Linked DNA regions of Mus musculus: regions 1 and 2 are each linked to region 3. A link is a loop called in an ENCODE intact Hi-C map of the cell type or tissue named here. Cell type or tissue: heart. All regions are shown on one strand. Each heading gives the region's core, and the rest is flanking DNA. Links, peaks and the distances in the headings are about the cores only. Region 1 holds the start of 2200002D01Rik (RIKEN cDNA 2200002D01 gene). Region 2 holds the start of Ryr1 (ryanodine receptor 1, skeletal muscle). Region 3 has its middle 7.7 kb from the start of Ppp1r14a.

What was found. Hi-C counts contacts between places; a loop is a spot of excess contacts. Peaks named below come from ENCODE experiments on the same cell type or tissue, not always from the same donor. Only the 100,000 strongest peaks of a DNase experiment are listed, where the experiment ranks them.
Region 1: it touches region 3 in a loop (6-fold over the local background); 19 of 42 quality-filtered maps call a loop at or near these places.
Region 2: it touches region 3 in a loop (9-fold over the local background); 17 of 42 quality-filtered maps call a loop at or near these places.

The regions. Positions count from the first base shown.
Region 1 is chr7:29,245,168-29,251,780 of GRCm38, reverse strand. It overlaps Yif1b (Yip1 interacting factor homolog B (S. cerevisiae)), which reads right to left. Exons shown (of 8, transcript NM_001110201.1): 6 at 5,960-6,115; 7 at 5,787-5,880; 8 at 4,249-4,544. The coding sequence ends at 4,389. 2200002D01Rik (RIKEN cDNA 2200002D01 gene) reads left to right here and starts at 3,314. Exons shown (of 4, transcript NM_028179.1): 1 at 3,314-3,424; 2 at 3,541-3,653; 3 at 3,816-3,884; 4 at 4,047-4,260. The coding sequence starts at 3,403. The coding sequence ends at 4,187. In heart, for the core only: CTCF peaks have their summits at 3,010 and 4,237 (motif pointing left); DNase peaks (open chromatin) are centred at 3,330, 3,760 and 4,300; H3K4me3 peaks cover 1,584 bases; H3K27ac peaks cover 1,380 bases; H3K27me3 peaks cover 513 bases.
Region 2 is chr7:29,123,555-29,130,362 of GRCm38, reverse strand. Ryr1 (ryanodine receptor 1, skeletal muscle) reads left to right here and starts at 5,212. Exons shown (of 106, transcript NM_009109.2): 1 at 5,212-5,398. The coding sequence starts at 5,348. In heart, for the core only: CTCF peaks have their summits at 1,524 (motif pointing left) and 3,636; DNase peaks (open chromatin) are centred at 3,642 and 5,177; H3K4me3 peaks cover 1,215 bases; H3K27ac peaks cover 334 bases; H3K27me3 peaks cover 1,402 bases.
Region 3 is chr7:29,293,606-29,300,413 of GRCm38, reverse strand. No RefSeq gene overlaps it. Among named protein-coding and RNA genes, the nearest start is that of Ppp1r14a, 7.7 kb to the right of the region's middle. In heart, for the core only: a CTCF peak has its summit at 3,188 (motif pointing right); a DNase peak (open chromatin) is centred at 3,183; H3K27me3 peaks cover 1,743 bases.

The DNA of each region.
Region 1 (6,613 bases), core at 1,614-6,613, 49 kb after region 3:
TGTTTCGAGACAGGGTCTTACTCCGGAGCTCAAGCTGTCCTCTGACTAGTAATCTTCCTTCCTTTTTCCAGTGCTTGGATTATAGGTTTGTGCCCGTATGCTGGGCAGGCAAGTGTTAATCTTCACACAGAGACAAACAGGGCCTGACTGCTTAGTGAGGGGTAATTTGAGGTGTACCTGTCCTTGATCCCTATGGTCTGCTAGCAGAACACTCCCTGGACAGAGGTAAACCAATTCACAGGACACACCACTCTGAGTCACTTGTCCCACCCTCCCGGAATTTATATTCTGCCTGGACAGGCTTTCCTCCTGTTCTGTAAGGAGCTGTGGGCCCAACAGTCAGCACTGTTCACACCGCCCTGCCCCCACCCTCACCCCAATGCTGTAGACCAAAGGTGCCCCACTCCTTCCTTACCTCTGCCTCACCCCTCTTATCTACTTCCCTTCCCTGAAGATCAAAGATCATTGGGTGGCATCCCTGCCCGCACCTGTGAACCCTTGTACCTACCACACTAGCTTTTTTTGTTTGTTTTTGTTTTGTTTTTTGAGATAGGGTTTCTCTGTGTAGTCCTGGAACCTACCACACTACCTTAATTTACTTTTTTTTTTTTAATAGTGTGTTTCTCTAGGTAACCCTGGCTGTCCTAGAACTCTCTCTATACACTAGACTGGCCTTAAACTCTTCCTGCATTTGCCTCCAGAGCCTATGTCATCATGCCCAGCCCACTAACTTTTCTCTCTTTTTTGGGGGGAGGGGGCTTTTTGGTTTTTTTGTTTGTTTGTTTGTTTTTTGAGACAGGGTTTCTCTGTGTAGCCCTGGCTGTCCTGGAACTCACTCTGTAGACCAGGCTGGCTCGAACTCAGAAATCTGCCTGCCTCTGCCTCCCAAATGCTGGGATTAAAGGCGTGCGCCACCACTGCCCAGCCCAGTCCACTAACTTTAAAATTTGCATTTTACCGAAGATTTAACCTAGGGCTACATGTACGTTAGGCAAGTGCTGTCACTGAGAAACACCTCCACCACCACCACCCCTTTTATTTTTATTCCTTTGGGACAGGGTCTTGCTAAGGTTTACAGACTAGCCTTGTTTGTAGAGTCTTGAAATTGCAAACCAGTGCAGCATGGTGGCATACCTGTGTGGTCTCCACTTACATAGCAAGCCTGAAGCCAGCCTGGACTATCAGAGACCCAGCCTCAAAACCACAACCAAACATCTCCAATGAGGTTTTCACTTTAAAAAATCCAACCCTGCTGGCCAGTGGTGGCACATACCTTTAGTCCCAGCACTTGGTAGGCAGAGACAGGCAGATTTCTTAGTTCAAGGCCAGCCTGGTCTACAGACTGAGTTTCAGGACAGCCAGGGCTACACAGAGAAACCCTGTCTCAGGAAAGCAAAACCAAAAAATCCAACCCTATCCAAAAAAAAAAAAAAAAAAAAAAAATTAGGCAGTGCTTGTGCACCCCTTCAATCCCAGCGCCTGGCTCTCTGAGTTTGAGGCCAGCCTAGTCTTATACTTCTAGGACAGGCAGGGCTACACAGAGAAACCTTGTCTCAAACAACAAATCCAAGCCCTCCCCAACATAACACATTAGCGGTTCCTCTGCCCTGCTGTTTTGTTTTTTTTTTTTTCCTTGCCTTTACTACTTTGGTTGGTGGAGTGGGTGTTGAGTTTTAGATAGAGTCCACTGCTATTTAAGACAAGCTCTGGCTGTATATTGACTAATGGGCCAGATAGGTCTACCTGAGACCCTGTCTCAAAAAAAGAGGGTGGGTGGGTACTAGAGAGGTGGCTCAGCGATGAAGAGCACTGGCTGCTCTTTCAGAGGACCTGGGTTTGATTTCCAGGACCTACATGGTGGCTCACAAGGGTAACCCTAGCTCCAGGGACCCCTGTACTGCCTTCTGGCTTCAGGCAGCAGGCATGAATAGGTGTGCATACATAGGCAAACATCATTATAGGGAAGAATTTAAACTGTAAAGAGGTAAGGTGCTAGAAGGTGGTTAGGGGTATTTGTTGTTCTAGTGGCTCAAACCCAAGGATGGCTTCCACAGACAGCAGCAGGCCTCCACAAACACACACACACACATTTAAAAATAAAGTTTTTCAGGTAATGGGAAGCACCAAGTATGTGCTGGAATGACACGCGTGGAGCCTGCATGACCAGTGCAGGCATTTCTGCAAATGGACATTAAGCAGGCATCCAAGGTGGCACATGGCCACCTTGATCCTTGAAGTAGCCACCTGTTCCTGCTGAGAGGTGGGCGCTCACTTTTGGAATATACAGGTGGGTGTTTTGTTTTGTGTGCACGTGCCTGGATGTGCACCTGTGGAAGTCCAAAGACGGTGTGCAGGCGTGAGTTCTCTTAGGTGGTTCCGGGTGATTAGATTCACCTCATTAACCTGGCAATTCTACACAATGAGCCACCTCACCAGCCTCCTTATTTTCTTGAGTCAGGTATATTGCTGGGTGGCACAGAACTCACTCTGTAAGGCCAGGCTGGCCTTGAACTCAACTTGCCTCTGCCTCCTGAGTGTTAGAATTAAAGGTGTGTGTCACCAAGCCCAGCACTCTTATGCTGTGTAGCCCAGGCTATGATAGAGTCTTCAATCCCCCTGCCCCAGTCTCCTGAGCAGTGGGCTTACAGTACCTAGCTTAGAACTAATGTTGATGTTCCCGAAAGTCACATGGTGAAGCCATATCCCAAATTGGAGGTCTTATATTCAGACATGGAGAGCCAAGACTAGAAGCAGGAAGCAGACCATCTCTGTACTGGGGCTCTCTCCCTGCCTATGCCTAGCTTCCAGCCCCGAGCCTTGCCGACTATGAGGTAAACTGCTGCTTAAGCACTAATCTGTTATGTTTAACAGCCCAAATTAAGACACCTGCCTTTACCCAAACAACGCAACACATTTCACCACCATGCACTCTGCCAAGCACCAGCCTAGGAATTCAACCCCACCACCCCAGGGTACAACTTTGCTGGTGCTTTTCAGCTGCCGCCAGGGCGCACTAGTCTGGCCACCAAATTCTTCAGACACTACTTATCTCAGCTCGGAGGAGCTGAGAACCAGACCTCGTTGCTCCCAGAATGCACTTTAACTTTGTTCAGTGTACGGAACGGCTTTCCGGAAGCAAGTACCCCCGCAAAGGGACCAACTGATGACTAGTCTCACCCCCTTTCTCCCAGACACCTACAGCCACTTCTAACCCCACTTCCCACTTAGGAAAGTCTGGGTGGAGCCGGGAGCGCCAGTGCAGTGAGTCAGGGCCAGGGAGCTGAGGGACAAAGGTCCGGAGGGTGAGGCTTCGCGGAATTCCTGAGATGGGCAGGTCGTGCAGTCCCACCCCCTGCCCTAGGCTCTGCCTAAAGTTTCCGGCCATCCAGACTGGTCACCGCCATGGAGTTTGACTTGGCCGCAGGTAAGTTCCCCGGGGAGTGGTGGATTTGCTGTGTAAGGGGCCAGACTCAGAGCCTGGGAATACTGAAGGGAAGCTACGTCGCCTACATAACCATGTAACTCCCCTCTCCTCCGCAGCCCTGGGCCCTGGTTCTAAGAAGCCAGAGGGGGCAGGCCATGTGGGAGACCCCAAACACTGTCCTCTTAAAGCGCCGGGCGGGCCAGAGGCAGGCGCTGCTCACAAGCCGAGGGTAAGTCACTTCATCACCGGCACCGAGTCCCGAGGGCCCGAGATGAGAACTGGCTTCCGTCCTTGGTCCTCGGCCACACATCAGCCTTCCAGTTTGGGTTGGAAGCTGCTCGAGTGGGTCCCTGTCCTCACTGTAACCACTCCCTCCCCAACCCCCATCTAGCGTGTCTCTGGCAGCTCCTCCGACTCCAGCAGCAGTAGCAGCTCCAGCGACTCAGAGGCAGAGGGGAAGGTAAGAGACGGTCCCTCTCCCAGTGTGTCCTCTCGCACCTCAGACCCAGGCCCCGCTGCGGTCAGGGTCACGTTAGGCTCCTTGCCGAGGTGAGTGGGGCGGGTCCAGTACAGCTTTCAACCGGGCCACCTCCTCTCCTACCCACCGTCCTTGGCTCTCCAGGAGTATGCCGCTGGCTGCAAGAAGCATGAACGCTCCTCAGACAAGGCCAAGAAACCCAAGGTGAAGAAGGAGAAGATGGAGAAGAAGGAGAAGAAGGAGAAGAAGGAGAAGGAGAAGAAGGAGAAGAAGGCCCCCCATTGACTTATTAAACTTGCAGCCCTTTCCGCTCCCCAGCGCCCTCTGCCGGTCAGAAGTGGAGGCTGCGCCGAGCCCATCAGGTTTATTGTTGCGGGTGTGCAGTAGGCGACATGAGCACCTTGGCTAGGAAGGAGGGCGCGGGCCTGGAGGGCGGGAGCCCTGGTCAAGCGAGATGAGTGTGGGAGCTGGAGGCCAGGCCGCAGCTCACCGTACAAGGTGGAAGGTGAGCCAGTACATGAGTACCGGCTGCGCAGCTGCCACTGCCATAGTCAGGTACATGCGCAGCTGGTTCCGCGCCCCACGCACTGGCACTCCTTCGGCCGCTGCCTGGGCCAGGATCTTGAGCCGCAGTGTCCGGATCTGGGTGGTAAGGGTAAAGTGGGGGTCCCGTAAGTGCCAGGCAGCTCGGGATGAGTCCCTGCCCCTCTGTGGCCTCCAGTTTGTGTTCCTAGAAGGGTCTTTTGAATAGCTACCTCCCCCAAGCCCTGTGAGCAAACCTTTGCAGAGGCAAAGGCCAGAAGAGAGGCTAAGAATTGTAGATCCCGGCCTGAAGAGCATGGCCTAGCTGCTTCCACCTACTGGGAGACAGTTGCCTTCACGCAACGCAGATCCTCACAGACACTAGCCCAGTGCCCTACCACAGAGTAACACTCCCAAAACACGCCAGCTCCAGAAGACAAACTAGAAGAGCTATTTCCTTTTTGGTTTGGCTCAGATGCCTTCCTCCCCCTCCTTCTCCCCCTCCCGCGCTCTTTCTCTCTGGGAGGCAGGATCTTGACATGTAGACCAAGGTGGCCTCGAGTTCCTGGTGATGGATCTACTTGAGCCCTGGTATGCACGTCAGCGCAGCCTGCAGGAGCTTGGTAGCGAGCGCCCTTCACCTGCTTAGCCACCTCACTGTTCCCGATGTTTCTTTGGGGGTGTGTGTGTGTGTGTGTACCTATATTTGTGGGAGTTAGAGGACCCTTTACCAAGTAGGCTAGGCTGGTACCAATGAGCCCCACATTCCTAGCTCTGAGATTATAAGAATAGATCTACTTTGGGCTCTTTTTTTTTTTAATGTGGGGTCCAAGGATTGAAGTCAGGTCTTCCTTACTGATGGAGCCATCTCCCAGCTCCCTTAAAGTAACATGATGACAAGGCTTATGCTTGTGGACCAGGGCCCGTGTTACCCTCTGCTTCCCCCTCATGCTCGGTCTAAATCCTCCCAAGACTCCGGTGCAGTCACCAGGCATCCCATTTTACAAAAGAAACTGAGGCTTAAGTAGAGGAGGTGATTCACTCCGAGTACACGGCAGTCCAAACATGGCCCCTAGTCAGTATTTTACCACAGCTGGAGGGACTCAGGGGCATATTGGCAGAAAGCCCAGCATACAGAGACAGAAGTAAGAGTGAGAGCCCAAGCAGAGCCTGTGTACTGGGCAACCCTGGCCCTAGCCTAGCATCCAGGCTGGCTCTTGCTCTCAGAAGGGCGCACAGAGTCTGCCTCTTCCAGGAGGCTCTCCTAGCCCCCAGATTTGGTACTTGGATGCTCCAAAGACCTCCCCAAGCCTGCCTGGGAAGCCTGGGGCCTCAGCCTTGCCCGCCCTGATCCCCACTCACCATGAATACAAAGATGGACACACAGCACCAGGCAAGCACCAGGTAGTAGCCGATCTTTCCAAAGAGCAGACCCGTGAGGACGCCGCCAATCATCCTGAGGGGGAAGGGGGGAGGGGAGAATCAGTGTGAAGAGGCCAAGGTCTGGGACTGGCAGGCAGGGCAGGAGCACTCACCCCACATATTTGTAGCCCAAGAAGGCCACCAGGTCAATGGTGGTGAGGTCGGTGTTGACAGTGACCAGGTAGAGACTGAGCAGGATTGCTACGACTTCCAGAGTCAGCCAGGCCAGAGCTGAGCTCGCCTGCAGTCCCAGGAGGTCTGGGGAGAACCTGCCGGAAGAGATGTCCCCTGAGCATCACCCGGGGCAGCCCTGTGTCAATGGAACAGAGACCACCAAGGATCTGGGTCTGTCCCTAGACAGTGACACTCAAGTCAGGGCTTAGATGGGGGACCTCAGAGCCCTGTGAGGGGTACCAGGAAGGTTCCTCCCGATAAAGAAAGGGCAGCTGAGCTGAAGCCTGAAGTCAGAACTGGTGGGGAAGGGGCCTTGCTTCATCTTGGAGCCTTAGCAAGGAATCCACTAGTTCCATGACACTTGTTTTCGATGCCACAAAAAAGAAGAAACAGGCGACTGTAAGGGAGAGATGGGGCCTGATCAGCCTAGGGGTTAGGAAATGACACAGGATGAGGACCACAGTGAAGGAGCAGGTGCGGGACACAGAGGGAAAGAGCACATTCCTGTGTCAGGGAACTAACTGGATGTGCAAAGGCCCCGAGGCAGCAGCAGGGCTGGGGGCACAGGGTCAGCTGCTTGACCTTTGAGCCAC
Region 2 (6,808 bases), core at 1,262-6,261, 170 kb after region 3:
GTCCTACTGTGAGGGTTCAAGACCACCATGGCTGCAGGAGCAGGAGGCAACAGCTCACACTGCACCTGAAATCAGGAAACAGAGATGAACACTGCTGTTGAGCAAGTACTCTCCTCTTTATTCAGGAGACTCAGCCCATCCGTCAGAATGAATCTGTCTTCCTCAGTTAAACTATTCTGGAAATGCCCTTCCAGACATGTCCGAGGCTCTGTCTTCTGAAGTGTTCCCAAATCCAGCCAAATCGGCAAGCTGGATTTATCACCCCAGGTGATACGGGCCAGGATAAGAATCTCCCCCAGGACACCAATAAGCAAGGAAGGGTGGATAAGCAGAAAGGGGCCGGTCACCAGAAAGTCCCTCAAAGCAGCCATGGTCATCCACCAGTTGTCCAGGAAGCAACACATAAAAGTCTTAAAACATGCAGTCATGACTAAGGCCTAAAAGACACTGTCGGTATCTTATGATATGATTCATTATGACACAGAATAATTCCACATTTTGTTTAGAACATTTAAGGAAACATATTTACCATGCAACTATATTACTGTATGAAATACAACACAAAATTATATTGTGCCATATAATAAACAATATATATAACCACAGGCTGGAGAGATGACTCAGTGGTTAAGAGCACTAACTGCTCTTCCGAAGATCCTGAGTTCAAATCCCAACAACCCCATGGTGGCTTACAACCATCCTTAATGACATCTGATGGCCTCTCCTGGTGTGTTTGAAGACAGCTATAGTGTACTTACATATAAAAATAAATAGGAAATAAGTTAAAAAATATATATATAACCACATATTATATAATGTATCGCTGAGTTTTATAATTCAATAATACAATACAATTGACTAATCCCAGCACTCAGGAGGCGGAGGCAGGTGGATCTATAGGAGTTCAGGGCCAGCTTGGTCTATATAGCATGCTTGAGACCAGCTAGGGCTACATAATTAGGCCATGTCTCAAGATAATAACAATAATAATAATAATAATAATAATAATAATAATAATACAAATTTAGTTTCAGTTTAATGCAAGTGTGCTATTGCCAGTGTTTAATAAGCAATATCTACATTGAAAAGTACTTTACTATAGTTTTGTTGAACAGTAGAATACTGGTTTCAGTGTTAGTGTGTGTGTGTGTGTGTGTGTGTGTGTGTGTGTGTGTGTGTGTTCGTGTATGTTATTGTAGGTGGTCCAGAAGCATTTTATGGAGGTCAGAGGAGAGCCTGGGCATTTACTCTCACTTTCTGCCTTGGTTCCTCTTCGCCTCTGCACACAGCAGGATAGCAAGCCAGCAAGCGCTGGGGATTCTCAGTTTCCACTTCCCTCTCATGGTCTAAGCAATGGGATTACAGCTGCTTGCTGTGAGTTCTGGGGATTTGAAAGCAGGCCCTTAGGAGCTGGAAATGGCTCAGTGGTTAAGAGCACTGACTACTCTTCCAGAGAACTTGGGCTCAAGTACTAGAACATATAGGGTGGCTGCAGGCCCAGCAGCCCAGTGCCCTCTTCTGGCCACATATAAACAAGCAAGCAAACAAAGGAGTCAGCTTCCCTTGCTTGCTCAGTAATTATGCCATCTCCAAGATACTGTTTTATTTAAATATGCTAATTGAGTGTTCTTTTATTAAATTATACATCCTCATCATTTGTTTGTTTGTTTAGAGACATGATCTGGCTGGACAAGAACTCACTATGTAGACCAGGTTGGCCTTGAACTCATAGAGATCCACCTGCCTCCCGAGTGCTGGGGCTTAAGCCATTTTGAAATGGCTTAAGCCATTTTGAAAAACACACCTTTTGTTTGTTTGAAACAGGGATTCATGTAGCCCAGGCTATCTTGCTATGTAGATGGGGTGAGCTTGAAGTCTTGATTCTCCTGCCTACCGGCCAAGTGCTAGGATATATGTGCATAGCCAGGTCTGTTTATATAGTGCTGGGGACCAAGCACAAGGCATTTTGCATACTGGGCAAGCAGTCTACTAACTAGCTCTGTCTATTCCCATCCCTGCCTTAGTTTATCTTTAAGATTTATCTAATGTTATGCTTATAGGAATTATTGCCTGGTGTTTGAGAAGGTCAGAAGAGGGCATCAGGTTCCTTGGTACTGGAGTTATAAATGGTTGTGAGCCACCATATGGATGCTGGGAATCAAACTCATGTCCTCTGCAAGAGCAGCAGGTGTTCTTAACCCCTGAGCCATCTCTCCATTACAAACATTTATTACATTACAACTTCTTCTTCTTCTTCTTCTTCTTCTTCTTCTTCTTCTTCTTCTTCTTCTTCTTCTTCTTCTTCTTCTTCTTTGTTTTTGTTTTTGTTTTTGTTTTTGTTTTTTTTGAGACAGGGTTTCTTTGTGTAGCCCTGGCTGTCCTGGAACTCCTCTGTAGACCAGGCTGGCCTCAAACTCAGAAATCTGCCTGCCTCTGCCTCCTGAGTGCTGAGATTAAAGGCGTGTGCCACCATGCCTGGATTACAACATTTATTTTGTGTGTGTATGTATGTGTGTATGTGTATGTATGTGTGTGTGTATATATATATACACACACACACACACATACATATATGTGTGTGTGTGTGTATGTGTGTATGTCTCTGTGTATGTGTGTGTATAAGTGTATGTGCATGTGTGTGTGCATGCATGTGTCTGTGTGTGTGCATTTGTTCATGTGTGTATGTATGTATGCCTGTGTGTATGTCTGCATGTGTATGTGTGTGTGCATGTGTGTATGTATGTATGTGTATATGTGTATGCATGTGTGTGCATGTGTGTTCTTGTGTGTGTATGCATGCATGTGTATGTGTATGCATGTGTGTATGTATGTGTGTATGTGTGTGTGTGTATATGTATGTGTGTATATGTGTATGTGTGTGTGAATGTGTATATGTATGTGTGTATATGTGTATGTGTGTGCATGTGTGCATATGTATATGTATGTGTGTATGTGTGTGTGCATACGTGCATGTGTGTATGTATGTGTGTATACGTGTATGTGTGTGTGTGTGCATGCATGTGTGTGTAGGTTGCCCACACCACCATGGCTGGCATGTGAAGTAAGGGGTCATCATACAGAACTTTTTCCATTGCATTATTTGGGTCGCTGGGATCAAGTTCAGATCTTCATCAGGCTTGGGGGCAAGCAGCCTGCCAGCTGAGTCATCATATTGTCCTTTATTTATTTTACTTTATTTTTTCAGACAGTTGATGATACATAGCTCTGTCTAGCCTGGAACTCACTCTGTAGACCAAACTGGCCTCAAACTCACCAAACTCTGTCTGCTTCTGCCTCCCACTATCCGCATGCACCTCCTGGCTCTTTATTTGTTTGTTTGTTTGTTTGTTTGTTTTTTGAGACAGAAATTCATGTAATGCAGGTGGTTGGCCTGGAATGTACTATGTAGCCAAGGCTGGCCTTCAATTTCTGTTCCTTCTACCTTTACCTCCTAAAGTGTGCCTCCACATGGCTAAATTAGAAAATCATATGCAGATATGGAGGTGTGGAACCCTATCTTTAGGTCTAGATCCCCAGCTCAGCCTCTGTGACATTGTGTAAGGTGCCTGACTCCATCTCCCAAAGGCAGCTCTTCACATCTGCAGACTTGGCACTGTGAGAGTGGGGAAATTGTGCCCCCTAAAGGTTACCCTGGGGACTACAGGGCATTTAGGAGATCTCCGCAGGGGCCACGTGCTTTTATTTTCTGCTGGCTGTTAAGCATGCCAATAATAGCATGGTTGTGAGAAACTAGTGGTAATAAAAAGATCTTAGCTCACACCTGAACTGCAACAGGTGGGTAAGAGACATCAGTCAGGACTACTTCAAAAGGCAGGTTTTAGCTGGGGGCTCGGGGGTGGGGTGGGGTGGGGTGGGGTGGGGTGGGGTGGGGTAGGGTGGGGTGGGGTGACGCATTTGTTTAACCTCAGTGCTGGGAGGCAGAGGCCTGGGATGTTTGCGAGTTCAAGGTCAGGCTGGTGTTTTCTCTCCCCCCTCCCACACCCATGCCCCTGCCCCCCAGTTTTGAGACAGGGTATCAGGTAGCACAGGCTGGCCTCCAGCTAGGGAGCTGAGGTTGACTTTGAGTTTCTGATCCTTTCTGCTTGCTGGAATTACAGACTCACATGGCCACTCCCAGTTTATGGATGGAACCCGGGGCTTTGTGACAGCTAGATAAACATTATATCGACTAGGGCATGCCTGCAGCCCTGTTTTTGTCTCTGTTTTGATACAGGGTCTTTTTTTTTTTTTTCTTCCTTTTCTTTATTTACATTTCAAAAATTTTCCCTGTTCCAGATCTCCCCTTCGGAAACCCTCTATCCCATCCCCCCTCCTCTTGCTTCTATGGGGGTGCTCCCCCATCCACCCTCCCACTCCTGTCTTCCCACCATAGCATTCTCCTATACTGGGGCATCCATTGAACACCCTTAGGCCCAAGTGCCACTCCTCCCACTGATGTGCAACAAGGCCATCCTCTGCCACATATGCGGCCGGAGCCATGGGTCCCTCCATGTGTATTCTTTTGTTGGTGGTCCAGTCCCCCGGAGTTCCAGGGGGTCTGGCTGGTTGACACTGAGATAGGCTCTTATTATGCGGTCCCAACTCCAGATTTACAATCCTCTTGCCTCAATCTCTTCAGAGCTTGGATGATAAGCCATACCACTCTGTCTGGTACTAAGTGATTTTTTTTTTAATGTTAGGGGATGTGGTGTGCATCCAAGCTACAACTGTGTGATTCTGCAGCAAGGGTGAAGCTCAGTTTAGCCATTAAGAAAGGGATGGAACTAGGCTGAGGGTGTAGCCCAATGGTAGAATGCTTGCCTGGCATGCAAGTGATCTAGGGTTTGAACCACGGCATTACATAAATCAGATGGGGCCAGAGGTTCAAGATCACTCTTGACTACATGTGGAGTTTAAGGCCATTCTGAAGTACATGACACTCGGAGGGGGAGGGGAAGGGGAGGGAGAGAGGAAGGGGTAAAGGGAGAGCCAGCCAAACAAATATATACATGATATCTCACTGTGACCATGGCCACTCAGCTACTTTCTAGACACCCAGTTCACTGGAGAGAACGAACACCTTCCACCAAGAGTTTGTGCTGTGGGCGGGGTTCTGAACAGGGGCGTAGCTTGTCCCATGCTTGCCCAATGGGTGTGCGGTGGGGCGGGGACCTTCTCTCATTGTGTCCCGCACAGGGCATGCTTCCTGCAGTTCCATCTCCCTCGCGGGTGCCTCTGGCTTCCCTAGAGGTCTCCGACCCCAGCCCGCCCTCAGGTTCCCCGCCAAGCCTGCAGCCCCCTCTCGCCATCCTCAGACCCTAGCCCGGGACACCCGGGGATTGCCATCATGGGTGATGGAGGAGGTGAAGGCGAGGACGAGGTCCAGTTTTTGCGGACGGTACGTTTTTGTCTGGGTCCGGAGGTCTTGGGTGATTTCTTGCTTACTTTTCTGAGAGTCTCTCTGTCTCTTCCCTGCTTGCTGGTGGTCTCTGAAATCCGAGGTCACTTTGTCTTTCCGTTTTTTCTCATCACCTTTTCGACCACGGAGAATTAGCAGGATTTAGGAGGACCGAGTGGGCAGGAGAGGGTGGGATCCTCAGACGCCCTCTCCTGACATAAGAGATTTGGGGTCATTGAGGAAGCACCCCGCCTCCTGCCGTTCTGGAAGCAGGCACTTGAGGAAGGTGGTTCTAATTCTTGGGCTTAATTTAGCTGTCCTCCACCGCCACCCCAGCCCTCATTCCCTTCTTGCTCCAGGCTCTGACCTATTTAAATTCTTGGGAAGGGGGCTGGGGTGGGCTGGACAACACCTTTCTTTTCAACTCCTAGTCTTTGGCCGTCTCCTTGGGGGTCTCTTGGAGCTTCAATGTACTTTTCCCCTCGGTTTTGGCGAGGAGGATTTAACTATGTCAGCTAATGGCCTCTGAGGGTACCTGGGTGATGAAGTCTTTCTCAGCTCCTTGGTATATCTTATGTCTGAGTCTCTGTCTCTTGGCCCTTGGCTTCAGCCTTCTGCGTGTGGCTGTCCCTCTGATCCTGTCTCTCTGAATCTCAGATCTCCAGCTGGGGGCAGGGATGGGACTTGGGACAACAGGTGTCTCTCCCAGAATAGCCCTCTTTTCTGGGCTCTGGGTAGGGGACAGGGAGGGGACAAGAGGGGGAGGGGCTGCCTTTTTCTTAGTCCTTCCCACCATATCCTCCCATGGGCTGAGATGGGGGTTGGATATGGGAGATGGTCTCTGTTGGGGCCAGGTCTGCTGACCCTGCACTCTCTCCCCCCCAACCCCCCACCCCCGAGGTCCTGGGTCCACACAGAAATGCTGACGCAGCATTCCTGACCCAGAATAGGACCCTGGTAGGCTGGGTCCGGTTTCTTGGGAGGGAGGAACAAACAGCTGGGGCTGGTAATGAAGGATGGGGACAGCTGGACTGTGAAGCCACTGGAGGAGGGCCTCTCCCCAGCCCCAGCCCCTTAGCCTACACCATGGCTTTCCATTGCCCTAGTAAGCCAATGGCTGTGGCTCCCAGCTGCTGAGCAGTCACTGCACCAGGCCCCGTGCCCAGGGCCTCAGCCTCCTGAGGTGTCTAATTATATTCTCATTGCCCTATCTTCTGAGGTAGGGCCCTATCTTTATCTCCCAGGGAGATTTGAGGGAAACCAAGCCCCATGTGGTAGACTTGCCCAAGGTCAAGGCCAGGAAGTGGCCTCCCTGAGTGCCCTGGGAGGCCAAGGTTTGCTTTCAAAAGAGGAAATCTGGACCAGGCTTGCTAGGGTAGCCAGTGTCAGGGGGTCAAAGGCCCCAGGATG
Region 3 (6,808 bases), core at 761-5,760:
GTCTAGCATCCCCAGAAACCCAGACCTGTGGCTGGAAGAGTGGAAGGCAGAACTGCGTTTCCTTTTGGCAAACTGCAACAGAGACATGGAGCTGAGGAGCTGGCTGTGGATAGCTCCAGCATGGAGGGAGGTGGAGGATGATGGGGCAGAGGATTTCAAGGTAGATGCCAGCCTGGGAGACATAATGAGACCAGGTCTCAAGGTAAACAAGGGACAGGCCTGATGGCGCACACCTGCAACCCTAGCACTAAGACCACGGGGCAGTGGTGGAGCAAGCTTTAATCCCAGCACTCAGGAGGCAGAGGCAGGTGGATCACTATGAGTTCGAGGCCAGCCTGGTCTACAGAGTGAGTTCCAGGACAGCCAGGGCTACACAGAGAAACCCTGTTTCAAAAACAAACAAACAAACAAAAAACCAAAGAAACAAACCAACAAAAACCAGGCCTGCTCTGGCTTTGGCAAGCTGACCATCTTGGCACCAGCCCAGCCCAAGTCAGCACTTCAAGTTGGTCCATCCCAATGTCTGCTCCATCTATGAGCTGATGGAGCACATGGAGGAGCTGGTCCTGCAGAACCAGATTGCCATCAAAGATGAAAACCTGAAGCATGGTTGTGATTGAAGATGGCTGTGGTGCCCAGTACCTGCTTCAGAGCAGCTCCAAGGAGCCTGAGACCACCTGCGGCATGGAGCCCCTGAAGGGAGACAGTGGAGGAGCCTGTCAGCATCCAAAGCAGGAAGGTGTGGTTCCAATCCCATGCCAGGAAGCCCTGACTAACCGCACTACCACTCCGAGTCTAGGCAACAGCAGGATATCCAATAAGAGTCTCGGGGATGGTCCAGTGTTCATGGTGCTTCAGAACCCAGGAACCTTGAACCAGACCAATGGCTTATTCCAATGAATATTTGAATTTAGGCTGTCTGAGGAGGACAAACAAGTGTGTGTGTGTGTGTGTGTGTGTGTGTGTGTGTGTGTGTGTGTGTGTGTGTGAGAGAGAGAGAGAGAGAGAGAGAGAGAGAGAGACCACTGCGGTTTGCAATGTCACTTTAACAAGCAAGTATCTGAAGGAGAAGTGGGAAAGATGGAGAAACTTCGGTGAGTGGTGGAGAGAGGTGAACTAGAGAAGCCACTGTGGTATAGGGCTGGAAGGTTACAGTGAATGGGGGGGACATATGGATGCCGAGCAGAGCCAGCAGGGTGGTGTGCTAGCCCAGAGCTAGCACAGGCTCTGCCCACGAATGCACTGCTCAGCCATATACTGCTACCTGAAATCATGTTGCTGTCTATGAATCATGTTGCTGCAGCAGACCACGTCGAGACTGAGAGACATGGAAGGCCTCTGTGACAACCTCCAAAAAAGAAACAGTCTAGAACAGTCTAGGAAGCCCTTGAAGGGAATGCTTAAAAACTGTGATAGGGTCTGGGTAGGGATGGTTCATGCCTTTAGTTCCAGCACTTGGGAGGCAGAGGCAGGCAGATTTCTGAGTTCCAGGTCATCCTGGTCTACAGAGTGAGTTGCAGGACAGCCAAGACTACACAGAGAAACCCTGTTCTGAAAAACAATCCAAACCAAACCTGTGTTAAGGGTGCCTAAGTGTATCTCTTCACCATTGATGGCTTCTGGTGGGGGTGAGCATGGGGAAGGACTCAGTTATCTTTAAAGGTCTGGCTGGCCACTGAGTTTAAACATGCTCCAGGGAGCATATGGGCAGCAGAAAGTGGACTTCATGTTTCTTCTTCTTCTTCTTCTTCTTCTTCTTCTTCTTCTTCTTCTTCTTCTTCTTCTTCATCTTCTTCTTCTTCCTCCTCCTCCTCCTTCTCCTCCTCCTCTTCTTCCTCTTCCTTTTCTTCTTCCTCTTCCTCATCTTCTTCCTCTTCCTTCTCTTCTTCATCTTCCTCCTCTTCTTCCTCCTTTTCTTCTTCCTCCTCTTCCTCCTGCTTCTCTTCTTCCTCCTCTTCTTCTTCCTCATCTTCCTGCTCCTCCTCCTCATCTTCTGTTAGAGGGGAGGTCACCAGGGTGGGGGGTGAACCTGGGCAGACTGGAAATAAGTGAGTTTGGTGGGGTCCATATAGGAAATTTCCAAATAATCAATACAAATATTATGTTTATAAAAATAGGTTAAGGGAAAAAAAAAAAAGCCGGGCAGTAGTGGCGCACGCCTTTAATCCCAGCACTTGGGAGGCAGAGGCAAGCGGATTTCTGAGTTTGAGGCCAGCCTGGTCTACGGAGTGAGTTCCAGGACAGCCAGGGCTACACAGAGAAACCTGGCCCGAAAAAACAAACAAACAAACAAAAATAGGTTAAGGCAGGAGGACCACTTCAAGTTCAGAGCCAACCTGGTCTACTCAGCAAGTTTCAAACAGCCTAGACTGCACAGCGAGTTCTAACACAGTCTGCAGTTTCAGCATGGATATGAAATTCTTCAGCGGATTAATCCACTGGGAACTTAATAGCGGGGTGGGCTATCGGGACAGCCTGGACAGAGGAAGCAGGTTACTAGGTCACTGAAGACAGGCCTTCAAAGGACATCTTAGCCTTGGTCTCTTCCCATCTTGCATTGCTTCAGGGACACCGAGGAGGGGAAGAGAGTAGCCTTGTCTGGGTCATGTACTCCTGCAAGATGCCCTGTCTCACCTCAGACCCAAAGCAATAGAAAGCAGAACCAGGAAACAGAGTGAAAACAAAGGCCAAGCTCAGGACTGGGACATCTCTAGAATTTGTTTTTCTGTCTCTTGCTATATATCTCAAGCCGGCTTTGAGGCTTTGAACTTGAGTTCCTGTCTCAGCTTCCAGAGTTCTGGGATTGGCCCACTTCTGCTTTGGAATTTAGCTTTAAAACTAACTCATGCAGATAGGCAGGGTGCTGCACGTCAGCACTCGGCATCTCGGGAGGTGGATGCAGGAGCATCAGAAGTTCAGGGCCATCCTCTGCAAAATAGGAAATTTTAAGTAAGCCTGGGCAACATGGCACCGAGACAAGAAAAAAGATGGCCTGATGGATGGGGAGGGAGGGAGGGAGGGAGGGAGGGAGGGAGGGAGGGAGGGAGGGAGGGAGGGAGGGAGGGAGGGTGGGTGAGTAGGAGGGATAGTGGGAGGGAAAAGCTCAAATAGCCAGGAGGCACAGGGAGACCTCACGTGCATAGGCTGCAGTTAGTAAATATGACCACTAGGAGGCACTGGTAGCAAGCAACTTCTAAGGGACGGGCGCTGTTGGAGCCAGGGACACAATGAACCTCAATTAAACTCACACGTCCTTTGGAGCTCCCCTAAATTCTGTGGAAGAAATTAATCAGGTTAACTTTAACGACAGGTGTTCCATGGCAGTGCCGACAGGAGGATTTGGGACTCAGAAAAGCGCGGAGGCGGGGCCTGTGAGAAAGAAGCCAGGAGGCGTGGATGCCACCAGTAGAGAGAAATGTGACCAGAGCAGAGTGAGAGAGAAAATAAATTACTTTCAAAATATTTTTAAAATATTTATTTGGGGGCTAGAGAGATGGTTCAGACATTAAGAATCCTGGCTTCTAGAGCCGGGCGTGGTGGCGCACGCCTTTAATCCCAGCACTCAGGAGGCAGAGGCAGGCGGATTTCTGAGTTTGAGGCCAGCCTGGTCTACAGAGTGAGTTCCAGGACAGCCAGGGCTACACAGAGAAACCCTGTCTTGAAAACAACAACAACAACAACAACAACAACAACAACAAAAGACAGATCTCCTGACTGAGAACAAAACAAAGAAAGAATGAAAGACTTATTAATGGGAAAATTACCAAAACTTGACTTTTTGGAAAAAAAAAAAAAACAAAAAAAAAAAAAAAACAACCCTATTTGGGAGAGGACACACGTGGAGATCAGAGGGTGACCTGAAGAGGAGCTTTCTCCTCCCACCGTGTGCAGCCTCAGGATGGAACTGTTTGTCACACTCAATGGCAGGTGCCACTGGGCCAACTCAACAGCTGGGGAAATGGATTTTTATCAAAGTGGGGGTGAGACGATTTTGGAGGAAAGGGGAACAGGGAACAGGGTGGGCGGAGACTGGAAGAGGACTCTGAGAAATCTCATCATTTGTCTGCCCTGTGGGAAGCAAACGGGGGTGGGGTGGGGGGACACGGAGAGTCCCCAGGAAGGCATGTGCCACAGTGAGAGAGGGTGACGACCCTCAGGGTCAGCACACCACCGGCATGAGATGCAGAGCTTCTCATGGGTGGGGCGCTCGGCCCCTTCCCACTGTGACAGCGTTCATCCTGTGTCCACACCTTGTCCCTTCCAGAAACCTCCTCGCCCTCGGAAGCAGGCAGTGCTATCCATCTTCAGGCATGTAAGCTCAGTGAGGCTACGGGGCTTCTCAAGACACCGTGCAGGGGGCGGGGGGTTGCCTGCGTGTGTGGCAGACACACGGGTACTCACAGAGGCGAGAACGGTGGAGTTGTGGGCTGCCATGCGGGTGCTGGGAATTGAACCTGGGCCCTCTGCTCTTAGCTTCTGAGCCATCTTTCCAATGCCACTCCTCCTTGGGTCGGGGGCGTGGGGCATTTTTAAGACGGGGTTTCTTTGTGTAGCTGTCCTGGAACTCACTCTGTAGACCAGGCTGGCCTCGAACTCAGAGATCCGCCTGCCTCTGCTCACTCATATTAAAGGTGCACAGCCGCCAGGCCTGGTGGCGCACGCCTTTAATCCCAGCACTCGGGAGGCAGAGGCAGAGGCAGGCGGATTTCTGAGTTCAAACCCAAGCCTGGTCTACAGAGTGAGTTCCAGGACAGCCAGGGCTACACAGAGAAACCCTGTCTCCAAAAAAAAAAAAAAAAAAAAGGTGTGCAGCCCTTTCTGAGAGACTGCCTTACTACATAGCCATAGCTAGCCTCAGACTCCCTGCGTAGACCAGGCTGGTCTCTTATTCCTGCATGAAGTGCACATGTGAAGGATCTGAGGAGCAGCCTTTGGGGCTTGTTCTGGTCTTCCATCATGTGGGTCCCAGAGACTGAATTCAAGTCCTCAGGATTAGCAGCCAGTGCCTTCAGCAGCTGTCTCTCTTTTTTGTTTTTATCTTGAGAAAGGACCAGGCTATGGCACCCATCCTGGAACTCAATCTTGCTGCCTCTGCCCCAAATGCCAGGGCTGCAGAACACTACCCTCTGCTTAGCTTCTTGTACATAGTGTTTCTCTGTGTAGCTCTGGAGCTCGCTATGTAGACCAGGCTGGTCTTGAACTCAGAGATCTGCTTGCCTCTGCCTCTTGAGTGCTGGGATCAAAGGGGTGTGCCACCACTGCCTGGCTCTCAGTTTAGGCTTTTAACCACAGAGGCACGCAGCTTCCTGGTGCTTTTTGCTGTGACCTCACACGTACATAATTGCACTGCCTTTTCATGGGATCATCTCCCAGAACTGTTAGCAGTCACCAACACCTTAGTAAGAATTAGACAGGGGCTGGAGAGACGGCTCAGCGGTTAAGAGCACTGACTGCTCGTCCAGAGGACCTGAGTTCAATTCCCAGCAACCACATGGTGGCTCACAACCATCTGTAATGGGATGCCCTCTTCTGGGGTGTCTGAAGACAGCTACAGTGTACTCACATACATAAAATAACTCTTAAAAAAAAAAAGATTTAGCCAATCTCCTGAAACTAAAAACAACCCAGTGACGGGGTACCGTGGTGAAGCCCCAGGGCCACCATGTCCCAGCTTTTTAGCAAATGGCACTGGTGATCTGGGCCTCTGATTCTTCATCTGTGATGTATTCTATAGACAACTGCAGATCTGACACAGTGAACATCCAAAGCTTGAACTGGGGTTTGTCACCTCCACAACCATGAGGAACCAAAAACAGGTTCTGTGAAAGGGAAGTGGAGGGTTCTGCGGCTCATACAGTGTTCCGGGACAAGAGGCCAGGTAATGGGGACCGTTCGACACCCACCATCCCCCACTCAATCCTTTGCTCTGAGGGAGGCAGCGGCAGCTGTGAAGCCCATCTGTGTGGAGACAGCTAGGCCCCCAGCAGGGCTGGCTACCCAGGACGAGCCAGACGTTAGCCATCTTCCCTTACTGCTCTGTGGCTCGGATCCCCAGGATGGAGCCCTTGTCCAAGAGGGCAGTGGGCAGCACGTGGGGTGGGCAGTCTCACTAAGATGGGTGAGTTGTTTTCCTAGACACCGGAACTTTGGGGTCAGAGCGTCAGTCACAGGGAGGCTGATGTTAGGTAGCCACTCTCCACTTCTGAGAGGTACGGTAGGCAAGGCATCTGCAATCCTTGATCGGTTGATTGCCCTGCCTGGCTCTGGGGACACTGTTCATCCTGATCAATAGTTTGTATTATCCCCAACAGAACCCTGGTATCAAGCTCTCTGCTTCCAAGTTCACACTGCAGAATGGTTGAAGCAACCTGTGTAAGTTCTGGCCTCGATGCTGCTGCTTCCAGGAAGCCCTCCCAGATATTTTTCCCTGCTGAGGATGGAACCAGGGTTTTGATTATGCTAAGTAGGTGCTCTACTGCTTGAGCCACACCCCTAGTCTCTCACTGGAGGTTTCTAGCAAGCGCTCTATTGTCCTATTGTTCTGTCTCCCCTCCCCTGGAGAAGGGGCAATAGCTCCTCCCATCCCTGGTACCTAAACCCATTGTGCACTTCTGGGCTCTTCTCTCCCACTTTAATGCTATGTTCCGCTGTTCTGTGGCCTCAGCTCATACAGTTACACCAAGCACACTCTCCATAGAGCGGACTAATGGCCTCATCGCTGTGTGATGCCCTATGGGAAGATGACAGAGGGTCACAGTGGGCCGTGCACATCCCCCGTGACCCTGAAGGCCAGGGGATCTGGCCCTGG